Linked DNA regions of Homo sapiens: region 2 is linked to region 1. Evidence: chromatin contacts called from ENCODE Hi-C or POLR2A ChIA-PET data. All regions are on one chromosome and are shown on one strand. The core of a region is the stretch at or near the end of the contact, and the rest is flanking DNA. Distances in the headings are between cores, read along the strand shown. Region 1 holds the start of BRPF3-AS1 (BRPF3 antisense RNA 1). Region 2 holds the start of FKBP5 (FKBP prolyl isomerase 5).

The links. A loop is a pair of places that touch in the nucleus more often than their neighbours do. ChIA-PET counts read pairs that join two places held with the same protein, here RNA polymerase II (POLR2A). Pooled maps may share reads with other maps.
Region 2: a loop to region 1 is called in a map of ascending aorta, with 5 times the contacts of the local background. The contact joins the promoter of FKBP5 here to the promoter of BRPF3-AS1 in region 1. A Hi-C loop is called at or near these places in 1 of 168 maps with a recorded cell type or tissue (ascending aorta) and 13 of 50 pooled maps. POLR2A ChIA-PET finds 5 or more read pairs at or near these places in 1 of 52 experiments (MCF 10A).

What each region holds. Positions count from the first base shown.
Region 1 is chr6:36,194,266-36,200,836 of GRCh38, reverse strand. BRPF3-AS1 (BRPF3 antisense RNA 1) reads left to right here and starts at 3,634. Exons shown (of 3, transcript NR_187147.1): 1 at 3,634-4,800. BRPF3 (bromodomain and PHD finger containing 3) reads right to left here and starts at 4,093. Exons shown (of 13, transcript NM_015695.3): 1 at 3,867-4,093; 2 at 1-540. The coding sequence starts at 514. RefSeq lists an enhancer at 3,339-3,388 and a silencer at 3,739-4,478.
Region 2 is chr6:35,684,419-35,690,741 of GRCh38, reverse strand. FKBP5 (FKBP prolyl isomerase 5) reads left to right here and starts at 1,827. Exons shown (of 11, transcript NM_004117.4): 1 at 1,827-1,938. RefSeq lists a silencer at 1,598-2,447 and enhancers at 2,708-2,797, 2,818-2,887.

The DNA.
Region 1 (6,571 bases), core at 2,385-4,884:
GCCGTTTTTCATTCACCATGTCCAGCCAGGCAAGGTCCTCCTCATCCATGTCATACTCTACCTCTGCATCCAGGTCTTCAGGTGGCTTCTCAATGTAGCGGTAGTAGGCAGCAGGCAGCGGGGGTGCTTCTGGCTGGATGCCTGAGTCCACCATACGGAAGCTGGGCTGTGGGAGGTGGAAGGAAGTACCAGATGCATGCTTGGAGCAGGATTCCTTCTTTTTGCCCTTGGATGAGGGTTTCTTGGACTTGCCAGGGAACTGAGGCTGTTCACTGTTTTCCTTGTTACTATTGCATTCGGTGATATCCTGGGCAGTTAGCTCATCTTCAGTAATGATTTTGAGTGGGTCATAGATGCTGATACGATGCAGGCGTCCATCAATGTCTACCTCGACAATCCGCTGGGCCTGGGCATATGTCAGGGTCTCCCGGGTGGGTGAGCACTTGAGACTGTAGGGGGACGGGGAACGCCGGCCCTCGGCATTCTGCCGGGACTTCCGACGAGGCTTCCTCATGGCACCTGGGAACTGAGGGGACAGGCCTAAGGAGAGAAGGCCAGGAGACTATGAGTTGGATGCCCTTATGCACCCATTCATCCTCCCATATGATCAAGCATCCACCAAGAGGACTGGCTTTTCCCTCTGTCTGAACAACTTGCCCCTCAGGCATCCACATGGCTTGCTCCTTCACTTCCTTTGAGTCTTTCATTTCTTCAAGTGAACAACACTTCTCAGTGAGACCTTCTCTGACCACTTTATCTAAAATTGCAAATCCTTTTCCTCCACCAGCAATCTACCTTTCATTCTGCTTTATTTTTCCCTTTAACATTCATCATCTTATACCATGCTACATAATTTACCTACTACTATGTTTATTGTTTCCTTCCTTCCACTAGAATATAAGCTCCATGAGGGGAAGAATTTTTGTTTGTCTTGTTCACTGCTGCATCCCCAGTTCCTGGAGCAGTGCTTAGCTCCTAAGTAACCACTCAATAAGTATTAGTTGAATGAAAGAAGAAATCAAACACACATGATCCCTGCCCTCAAGGAGCCCTGTCTAACTCAAAAGACAGAAAAGTAAACAGATTATTACAGTGTAACATGGGGAAAGATCTAATGTTCTAATGATGTACATAAAGCTGGGCGACAGCTAACTATGGAAAACACATGTAGTTAACGGTTTAGAAAAGAAAACAAGAAAAGCATCCACTGTCAAGCTCTGTACGTGAACAATGGGCCCCATCAGAGGATCAAAAGTCACTAGAGTCTTCTCCCAATACCTCTTACCACGATCAGAAACCCTACTCCTTGACCCTGCCTAGAGGTGAAGGGGTGAAGGCATCTGAAATATCTATGATACATGGTCTAAGGGCTTCAAACTACAGTATGCAGGGTATTCCCTACAAAAGACACCATCCAGGACAGCAGTCCCCAGCCTTTTTGGCACCAGGGACTGGTTTCGTGGAAGACAATTTTTCCACAGATGAGGGTGGGTGGTGAACACTGTTCCACCTCAGATCATCAGGCATTAGTCAGATTCTCATAAGGAGCATGCAACCTAGATCCCTCACATGCGCAGTTCACAGTAGGGTTCGCGCTCCTATGAGAATCCAAAGCAGCCGCTGATCTGACAGGAGGCAGAGCTCAGGTGGTAATGCTCGCTTGCCCGCCACTCACCTCTTGCTGTATGGCCTGGTTCTTAACAGGCCACAGTCTGCGGCCTGGGGGTTGGGAACCCCTGATCCAGGATACACCAACTAGTACATTTCCAGGCAGAAACAAACCCTAGAAGCTCTGAGAGTGGCTCCAAGAGATCTCTGAAGTTATAGTGGCCTGTCTAGGACCTTCATTCGACCGAAGGCCAAGATGATCTGGGCAGTATCTGAGGTAAACTCTCAATGCATTCTGTTACCTCAAAAGTCTCTCCCAGAACACTCATATCTAGTCTATCCTTGTACAGCCAAGAGAAAGTCCTAGTTTCCCCCATCATTCTCTGGATGACAAGCTCATAAGGAGCTGCGGTAGGCAGTTACCAAGGCTGTCACCACCAGGAGAGACCTTTGGGGATACAGGGCCCCATGGTGTGGGCAGACTTGGAAGGATATGAACAAAGAGAAGATTTCAAAGAGAAAAACAATTCATCGCCTTGGTTGCAGGGTCTACCATCTATATAAAGTAGAGACGGTGATAATAAAAGCACTTTTTCCAAACTACAAAGCCCTCTTACTTTTAATATTTCTCACAACTACCTTAGGAGATGGTGTAGCTATTATCATCTACACAGAAGCTCAGAAAGATGTCACTCAACGTAAAGCTAGTAAGTGATAACGCTACAATTTGAACCCAGGTCTTCCGATGCTCAATTCCTCTCAGTGGGAATTAAGAACACCACAGAGGTGCTATGGTCTGGTACAAAACGAGGCTCTGGGGCAATCTAGGTTCTAATCTTGGCCCTCTGTGACCTAGAGAAAGTCCCTTAAGCTCTCTATGCCTCCATACTCCATCAGTAAAATGAGGGTAACACAATCTAGCTCTCTAGGTGCTACTTGTTAATAAGGTATTATTAACATCTTTACTTGAAAGGCCTTCCAATCCCAAAGTGTGACTGAAACAAACAAAAAACCAATTTGGCTGAGGAGCAGTGCCAGGCGGGCTGGCACACACCCCATTTGGAGCCAAAGGAAACAGAATCATCGCAGCAATTCTGTCCGGGTTCCAGAGGCCCTTGGCTACTGGATTCCTTACAAATGCCAAGTCCCTGGGGGCAGACAGGGCCAACAGACCTGCTTCATCACCCACCCCTCCAAAGGCACCGAGGCCCTAGAAGAGGTGAGAACATCTGCCTCCACACCGACCCCAAACAGCGCAGACAGGCGGTGCGGCGCCCACTTTCATGAAAGCCGCTCCATCTTCTCCTTCCCCACCTGCCACCTCCTCGGCTGCTCAAGCATCTCTCGACCATGCAAGACTCTACACAGACGTGTTTTGTCCCACCCACGCCTCCAGACACCGGGGAGAAACTCTAGAGGGGGAAGGGACTGCTGATGAGGGAAATGAAAAGAGTTTCGCCCACAAGGAGCTTACAGTCTAGACGAGTTTTTTGGCGGGAGTTTCTCAACCTACACAGCCCTTCCCACATACACACCTCCAAAATATCTCCAACAACCCCCGCCCCCCCAGATTTCCCCTCGGCACCCCCTGACCCCTCGCTCACCCACCCCATCCAGGTCCCCGAAGAATGAGGAGCTTCTGCAATTAGACTGTATCCCCTGCACCTCACACAAGATACTCAGGAGACAAGGAGGACCCCAGCCAAGGCTCCTGCTCCTTTAAGGGGGCACCTCTTCCAGAAGAATCTTGACCCCTCGGAGAAGAAAGGAGGGAAATAACATCTCCTCAGAGGGGAGGGGCGAGCGCACCAGAGACAGCCTGACGTGGAGTCCGACCCTCAGACAGAGAAAGCGAGCGCCAGCGAATGAGCGGGGCGGAGAGGCGAGAACCCATTGGCTGCGTCACCTGCCCGTCAGAGGGACCCAGGGGACCTAGGGCCGCTCAAGGGGCGGGACTCTCGTCTGGCCAGGCCAATTGGAAGGCGTGGCGGGGGCGGGGCTTAGCGGCTCGGAATCCAGGGCTGGGGGGGGAGACAAGATGGCGGCTGCGGGAGGGGGTCCTCGCTTCTCAGCTCCCCCGCTCACCCGCCTTCTCCTTCCCTGCCGCCGCCCTCGCTCCAGGAGAGAGCTTTCGCACCGCCCCCGCCCTGCTCGGAAAGCCCCCCGCTTCTCCGGTTTCCCCCCGTGCAGTCCCTGGTCCCCGAAGGCCCCGATGCCCCCGCCCCCGCTCTGTCCGGCCCCGCTGCCGCCCCCATTACCTCAGCCGCCTGCCCGGCCCCACCGTTCGGGGCCCCTGGGCGCGGGCGGGCAGGCCGCCGAGCAGGTCGGCGCGGCCCGGGAAGCGGAGCGCGGTCTTCTCCCGCGCCTGCCTCCGTGGCCTCCGCCGTGCCCCCTCCCGGCCCGCGCTGGGGCCCCGGCCCGGCCGCCGCCGCCGCTCCCGGGGGAGGAGGGGGAATGGAGCCGCCGCTGCTGCCGCTGCCGCCACGGAGCCCGGCCGAGGGGAGGGAGGGATCAGCCCCCAGGCAGGATCCGCCCCTCCGGCCTCCCCCCGCCACCTCCACCCCTTCCCTCGCTCCCTCCCTGACTCTGCGGGCTCTCCCGCTGAACAGGAGCGAGAGCGCGAAAGAGGGGGAAACGGGAAAAAAATCCCCCCGCCCGTGCCTGGCGCGGCGGCGGCCGGGGCGGTGCGGAGAGGAGCGCGGAGGCGCCGCCGCCGCCGCCACGGGGCACCATCCCCGGCTCGGCCTCACGGTGGCGGTGCGGGCGCGGCGGGGACACCGAGCAAGAGACCGGGTCTGCGCCCGCCGCGATCCCTGCGCACCACGGCCCTGCCCGCCACGGGGCGAGCCCGATAAGAGGGCTGTGGACGTTCGGGTCTAGTTGGGAGAGACAGGGGTCCCTGACTCTTGAGCGGTCAGTCATTTCCTCCCCAGTCCTTGTGGGTGACGTGGCTACGGTTTGGAGCAGCAAGCCCCCTCCCCGAACTAAAGGGCCTCTCCAAAGGTTAAGCCAGGGCAGTCATTGAGGTCAAAACCAATATGTAGTTTCTTGACTGCAGGTGCCTGCACGACTCCCAGAAAGTCGCGTCTCCCCTAACCCCCATGCCCAGGACCTGAGGACAAAGGTCTAGCGATTGTCCATCCCCTCCCCCAGTGAGGACAGCCGGGAAAGACCTGCCTTTGTTGTGTACAGGTGAGCGTCTTGTTCCGCACCACACATCTTTTAAAAAAAAAAAAAAAAAATCTGACTTTCCGTTTAAAAGGAGTAAACAAAAGTTTGACAGTCTGCTTAAGCATGCCTGGTAACTCGTCTGTCACTGTGGGCATGGGAAACACTTTAAACCTGACTTGGTTAATTTAATGCATTAGGCGGCTTTCTAAAAGATGCTTGACAAATGGCAGCATCAGACCAAACTGGCTTTTGTTTTGATCTAAAAAAACAAAAAAATAAAGAAAAGGGCTCCATTGCCACCCCCTTTTGCCTGTAAACTGGAAAGCTTACCTCATGTGACTGAAGTCTTAAGCACCAATACATAATGATGTTTATAAAGGACGTATGGATAAGCTGCCTGTAAATGTGAAGGTGAGTGACAGTTTGAAAGTGTTTCCTCTGCTGGCACTTGTGGTGTAGCTGGTGAGACTCAATTTCTTTCTTGGTTCTGATGATCAAGGACATGTATTCTAGAGTCAGAAGGATGAAGGATAAAGTCTTAGGATCCAAATTTTCTGAATGTTTAAAGTGAACATACTGCTACTTTGGAAGTATAGATGTTATACTAAGGAATTTAAATATAGAGAGTTTCAAATTCAAAAGTTTGATTAAGGAAGCTAATTTGTTTCCAAGTAAATAGCATCTTCTGGCAAAGAGATAGTACAAAAATGCTTCTGTTAACCAATTTTTTAAATGCAAGGGGGGTGGCTCGTGGAGCTAAGCAAGGGCAGGACAATGTTTTGAAAGCTGTGAAGATGAAATAGTATGAATTAATGTCAAGTGTTCTGAAGCTAGGGGGAATAATCATTTGGAGGGAAGGTGTGGAAGAAAAAGATGATTAATTGTGGAAGAGAAAGCCCCAGAGGCAAGAAAATATTGCAATTACAGTACTTGTAGTTAAGAAAAAAAAAGTCTGAAAACTAACAGAAACTATTAAAACATGAAATATAATAATCATTTATACATATGACTAGTAACTTTTATTTCTTGATGGATGTTCTCAAAATTTATTTAGCACAATTCCCATTTGCGTGATCAGGAGCTATCTTTTTCCACTAAAATGAATGAATAAATACCTTGAGAAAATGCATTGGTTTCTACTTGTAAGTCAACGATTTAAATGCTGTTGAAAAGGCCTTAAGTCAACCTAATGCATGTGATTTTTTTCAGGTTTTTCTATTCAAAGCTTTCATATTAAGACCTTATTCAACCTAAGTGTTTCTCTTCCATTTTCAACTTCTACTTTTTTAATGATATCATTACAGTTGCCCTCACTTTAATTTTTGACATTTGGAATTGGTTTCTACAAGCATAACTGCACACGTAACCAGTTCCCTGTGATGGAATCTTAAATGTAACATGGAACAATTATGTTATTAAAAACAAATTTGGAACATATATCAAAAATCTCAGAGGCACTAAATTTAATTCACTTTAATCGTTTGCTATTTTAAACGGTTTAAATTCACCACCCCTGGCCTTTCCAATAAACCATACAGCAATTAAATTCAACAAACAGAGGCATGGATCTTTGATTCCAAATAGTTGTTTTTAAGAACCTTCCAGCTGTAAGTAGAAACCAACTTATTTGGGATAGGAGAAGGTTTTACCATTTAAAACTAAAAGAAACATGAATACAAAAAAAAATCACCATTTCCCCACCTCTTTCTTTCATACTTCCCCATCATACTTTTTTTCAGCATCTCAGGATATCTTTGTTAATGCTTCACTATTGTCATTAGTTTATCAGGCC
Region 2 (6,323 bases), core at 578-3,077, 510 kb after region 1:
AACCACTGTGCCCTGCCTAATATGTGCTATTATTAAGCATAGTAGATGCTTAATCAATTGGTATTAGTATGCAGAGGAATTTTGATCAACTTTGTTTTTCTGCGTTAATGAACAAATACATTGTTTCAGTGACTCCCCTCGGCAACTGGTAAACAGGGAAGCTTCTAGGCACTGAGGACAGACAAATGACTGAGACAGAACCCCTGCCCTCGAGGCGGTTTCAGTCTTGGCTTTATTTGTCTTTTCTGCAGACATCATCACCCTTTTTTTTTTTTTAGAATGGAGTCTCGCTCTTGTTGCCCAGGCTGGAGTGCAATGGTGCGATCTCGGCTCACTGCAACCTCTGTTCAAGCAATTCTCCTGCCTCAGCCTCCTGAATAGCTGGGATTACAGGCATGCGCCACCATGCCCGGCTAATTTTTTAAAATTATTTTTAGTAGAGACGGGGTTTCTCCATGTTGGTCAGGCTCGTCTCGAACTCCCGACCTCAGGTGATCCGCCCATCTCGGCCTCCCAAAGTGCTGGGATTACAGGCGTAAGCCACCGCGCCCGGCGCCCAGGCATCATCTCTTGAAGGCAGCATGGCGATTTCTGGACGAGGCTCTTCATAAATGTTTGAATGCAGTATAGTGCAAAGAGAGCAGGTTTGGAGCCAGGAGACATGAGTTCTAATCTGGCTATGGGATATTAGGTTTCCATAGGTAACTATTAGGTCCCACGTGTAACTAGCTATGGGACATCAGGTTTCTGTTTCCTTAAAAATGAGAGAGTTGATTAGAGATTCCCTAAGGCCCAGGTGCAGCTCCTGCATCTCTATGGGAGTAACTCAGAGGTAGCCATCTGGTTGGCAGTCTACCTTTCGGAGTTGGCGGAAGAACTCAGCCGTTTTGTTTTTGTTTTTGTTTTGAGATGGAGTCTTGCTCTGTCACCAGGCTGGAGTGCAGTGGCGTGATCTCGACTCACTACAACCTCTGCCTCCCAGGTTCAAGCGATTCTCCTACCTCAGCCTCCCGAGTAGCTGGGACGGCGCGCGCCACCAAGCCCAGCTAATTTTTGTATTTTTAGTAGAGACGGGGTTTCACCATGTTGGCTAGGATGGTCTCGATCTCTTGACCTCGTGGTCCGCCCACCTCGGCCTTCCAAAGTGCTGGGATTACAGGCGTGAGCCACCCCACCTGGCCGAACTCAGCCGTAAGGCCTCTTCCTGTTTTAATCTCCTGGGATCTCCTGCTTGAAAGGTAGCAAGCCAAGAGAAAGTATGGTCTTTACAGTCACTGGGTGTCCAGAGGGAGGTGATATCTGCTAAATTGGTTCTCGAGGTGGGATTTCCCCAGTCCCGACTGGGCATCTTAGACTTAATGGGGTTGCTTCCTAGGGCTAACCTGGCCAGCTGACCTAACAAACAGCCTGGCCTGCCCCTCTCCGGCCTCTAGGTAGGCCCTGTGGACAGATAGGAGGGGCAGTGCCTTCAGAGAGACGATACAGATGGGAAGTCAACTAGCTTGCTTAGGCATTAATTTCTCGGGAGGTAAGAGATGTGAGGGGGTGTCAGTTTCCACCATCCCTTCTCTATGGCCCCCACAAAGGGCAAGGGCCAGACACGTGGGCTGGCGTGGGGAGGTGGAGGAGCAAATGATGGGGGCGGGGCCTCATTTGCATGGACGGCGCGCGGCCACCAATCCGGACAGGCGGATCGACAGCCCGCGCGCCTTTTGGGGGCGGACTGACAGCCCCGGGGCCCTATGGAAGGCGGGTCCTGCGGCCGGCTGGGGCGGGACGGCGCCGGGCGCTGCCCCGGGGATTCGGGCCGGCTCGCGGGCGCTGCCAGTCTCGGGCGGCGGTGTCCGGCGCGCGGGCGGCCTGCTGGGCGGGCTGAAGGGTTAGCGGAGCACGGGCAAGGCGGAGAGTGACGGAGTCGGCGAGCCCCCGCGGCGACAGGTACCGGCGCCATGGCCACGGAGATGGGGCGGCCGGCCGCGGCGCCCCGGGAGCCGAACGCCCTCCTTCCAGGTCCCGCCGCGGTCGCACTCGCTGCCTCAGCTCCCACCCCCACGCGGCTTCGCAGCCCAGGAGCCGCGTGTCGCGGGGGAGCGGGGTCCGGAAGCCTCGAGGGGAGCGCGCGGGAGGCCTCGGCCCCACTGCGGCGCCCCTCGCCGCGCCCCAGGGGCCGCGGGGCCGGTGCTCCCCGCGGGAGGCGCGGAGACTAGTGACCGCGGGCGCCGCTCTCCGCCCCCGCCGGCCTCTCCCGGCAGAGGCGAGGCGGGTCGCGCCCGCCCGTCCTCACTGGGCTTTTGTTTCCCGCCCGGGATGACAGGTCCCGCTCCGCCTCCGGTCTCTGGCCCCCGGCTCTCCCCGGACAGGCGGCCGGACCCTCAGCCGGCACCGCTGCGGGCGGGAGCCAAACTTCGCTTTCGGGTCCGGGCGCCGGGACAACCGGACCCCAGGGCGAGCCGAGCGCCGGGACGCCGCGGGCGCGGGGCGGATTCGCCCACCTGGCGGGGCTGTGAAGGGGATGGTGGCGGGGTGGCCGCGCTCCGGGTGTGGACGGGCGGTCCCCGCCTTCACCTGCCGCCTCGGGACAAGCGTTGGGGAACCGCATCGCCGCTGTCGGCCGCTTGTGGAGGAGTCCGCGCAGCGCCGTCTAACAGGTGATCCGCGTCACTCCCAGGCCATACCGAAGCGGCTGAACGCTGTGCCAGGGCTCCTTATGCTCTTCTGTTCTGGGACGTGAAAACGTCTTCCGCCTTATTGGTCGTCCAAAAAGGTGCACCGGTCACAGTATAAGAGTCAAAAACCAGTATTACCAAAAAGACACTACGAGCGTCAGGGTGCAGAGTGGCTTTCTTCGATTAACGAACCGGCAGGACCATCGTAGTCTCTAAAATCGGGTTCTGCAGTGGTGGCGAAAGCGTAGTAAGTTTCAAGTTGTAAGCGGAGATGCAGAATTGTAGATACCCTTCAGTGTGGTTCAGGACAGTGTGTTCAGCGTTTGGCCGCCGTTCAGTAAATTCTGCATGAAGCAGTTTGAGCTCGTGGTTTTGGATTTACTTTTCAGGAGTATGTTTTCCAGTGGAATAAGGCTTACTACTGAATGGGAGCTTTCTTTGCCTCTCTGAGTGTAGACAGGAGTGTTTATTTTCATTGTCTTCCCATTTTGTTAGATTGTGGACAAGGGAAAAGTTAAAGCATATTTTGGTTAAGTATTTTTAATAGTCTGGGATTCTATCCACCTCCTCCATAAGGGTTTTTACTTTAGAGAATTATAAAGTAATTCTCTAAAGGGAGCTGCTTCTCTTGGTGTTTGAATCAAAAGCCAAGAATCGACTTGAAAAAAATTCTTATTCTGGTGGGAAATTTTTATTGTCATACTTTCACTTCACCATTTTCTGTTTGTCTCTCCCCCAGCTGACCTCTGCCTGACAGTCTGCAATTATGGCCCTGACCAATTTAGAGATTCTATACAAATGACATTTTTAAAACGAGGGTTATTAATACTCATTATTTGTGAGAAACACTTTATTTAGTTACCCAGTTTTTTTCTTCTAATGTGTCTTGGTTGATATCTGTATTAGGTAAGATTTATACTTCGGAGATTAAGTTTAAGTTAAGAACAAAGTTGCTAATCTTGATTTAATTATGCTAGTTTATTATTCATTGAATGGTCATTTTACTTATTTGCCTAGGTAATTACAGTTAGCTAATAGCTGATAAGAGTTCGCCATTGAACCATCAACTCTTCAACCAATAATTGTGACTATTTTAGATTAAAAAGAATATAGTGGTCTTTATTGTTTTATTTCTCCATAACAAGCTATGAGGTCTTTGTATGTTTCTGAGTCTTTAATTCTTTTAGTTATGGGAATTTTGGGTGAATTTCTTTTTTAAAACATATTTTTAATCAGTTCAAATGAAAAACTTAAAATATTGCATTAGGCAACTTATTAAATCTTTAGTTATCTGTTTATTCTTGGAAAATAATGCATATTTTGGGTTCAGTTTAGTTTCCTAAAGGCTTCTCTGCTTAGGATGAATTAGTCTGGAGAGGAAAGAACATCCTGTTTGTATACCTGTAGAAGAAGTTACTGCTGTTAAAAGCTAAGTTGGCTTTTTGATGTTTAGTGTGGATAGGTTGAACAATAATTCATCCTCACGTTCGGAGGGCTTATTCTATGTAAATAGTTGAAAGGAACTGGATAAGACTGTAGCTTCCATTATTTTTTATCATTTATATAATTGCTCTTTAGTGTACTTAAATATATAAAATACTATTAATAATTAGTTGTTTATTGTCCTTATTCTGTGATGATGTATGTATATAAACCACATACAATAAAGTTGCATTTCATAAATTTATTTACATATGTGTATTTTAGTATTTTAACTATAAAAGTTAAAGTTTTATTAACTTTAGGTTTAATTAAAAGCCCATTTTAAAATTTAGTTTTTAGATATTTTAATTACTGATTTTTCTCTACTTTAACTTGTAATAGATGATATCATAAAATTATCAACTACAATTTCAGTTTCAAAAATTAAGCATAAGTTGAATTCTCAAATCCACACAATAAACATTGGGAGTGTTTTTAAAGCCATTTACCCTCAGGTATAACTCCTTTTGAGTTTGGAGGTGATAGTAAGTATTTTTAAATAAATGAAGCTACAGAAAACAAGGGCTTACATTAAAACAACTAATTTTGAGGCTAGATCAAATGCCACTATTATAGACATTAGTTTTGCTTTTTTTTTTTTTTTTTTTTTTGAGATGGCGTTTTGCTCTTGTTGCCCAGGCTGGAGTGCAAGGGCGCAGTCTCGGCTCATTGCAACCTCTGCCTCCCGGGTTCAAGCGATTCTCCTGCCTCAGCCTCCTGAGTAGCTGACACTACAGGCCTGCGCCACCATGTCCGGCTAATTTTTGTATTTTTAGTAGAGACGGGGTTTTGCCATGTTGGCCAGGCTGGTCTCGAACTCCTGACCTCAGGTGATCCACCCGCCTCAGCCTCCCAAAGTGCTGGTATTACAGGCGTGAGCCATCGCGCCTAGCCTAGTATTGCTTTATTTAACAGTAATATGCTTGCTGTACCCGGCATGAAGAATTCCTCTAAAGACCATTAATTAAAATAAGTTTTCATAATTCCTAAAGAATAATCTATATTATACATATTGGCACACTAAATTTTGTAATTCATGTTTAACAAATATCTGCATTTTATAATTCTGAAACTATTTGAACTTTACAACTTAGCTGATTAGTAGATTTTGTTTTTTAAGTATTTTATATTTCTAAATTTTTCTGCAGTACATTTTAGTGCATTTTAAAATTCTGACATCATATCCCCAAAAGTATAAAGAAAATTAAATCTACATTCAGTAGCGACTGGGTGGTGGTGGTATGTATGTCACATAACTATTGATTTAAAACAATAACCACTTAAGTGTAATTTAATTTGCAAATGAGATGTTTATTTACTATGTAAAAGACAGTACTGCCAAATGAGACTGGCTAAAATAATTTACAGTGGGGCCATATGTACTAGCAGGTTACTAACAGATTAATAAGGATATTTTAACAATATTTAGAACACTAAAATTCCACTACTCAAAATAATTTGTACTTCTTATAGTAGTTTGAGAACCTACATTTTATGCTTAATTTAGTATTTACTTCTAGTCTTTTTTTTTTTGAGTCGGGGTCTTGCTTTATTGCCCAGGCTGGAGTGCTGTGGTGTCATCATGGCTCACTGCAGACTTCCCAGGCTCAAGAGATCCTCCTGCCCAACCACCTGGTCTCAAGTGATCCTCCCACCTCAGCCTCCCAAGTAGCTGGGGTTACAGGCACACACCACCACACCTGGCTAATTTTTAAAACTTTTAATTTTTAGTAGAGATAAGGTCTCACTATGTTGCCCAGGCTGGTGTCCAACTCCTGAGCTCAAGTGATCCTCCTGCTTTGGCCTCCCAAAGTGCTGGGATTATAAGTGCGAGCCACAGTGCCAGGCCGACTTATAGCCTCTTGGAAAACATTTGGTTAATGAAAGTGAAGGTCCACCAGAGGGAGTGTGGGGTCTATATATTTGTTGTATTTGTTTTTTACCCTTGGTCTGGAATCAAAACATTTAAAAAATAAGAATAAGATTTTATTTTAGTTCTCTAAAACAATCAGTCAAAAGATATTGAAAATTGTGATTGTAGTTGTTTGGAGTTGCTGTCATTTTTGTTATCAAAATCAAGGCTTAATCAAGGCTGTTTTTCTTCTTAGAAAAAGGTGGCGAGGTGCAGTGACTCACGCCTGTAATGCCAGCACTTTGGGAGGCCAAGGCACGTGG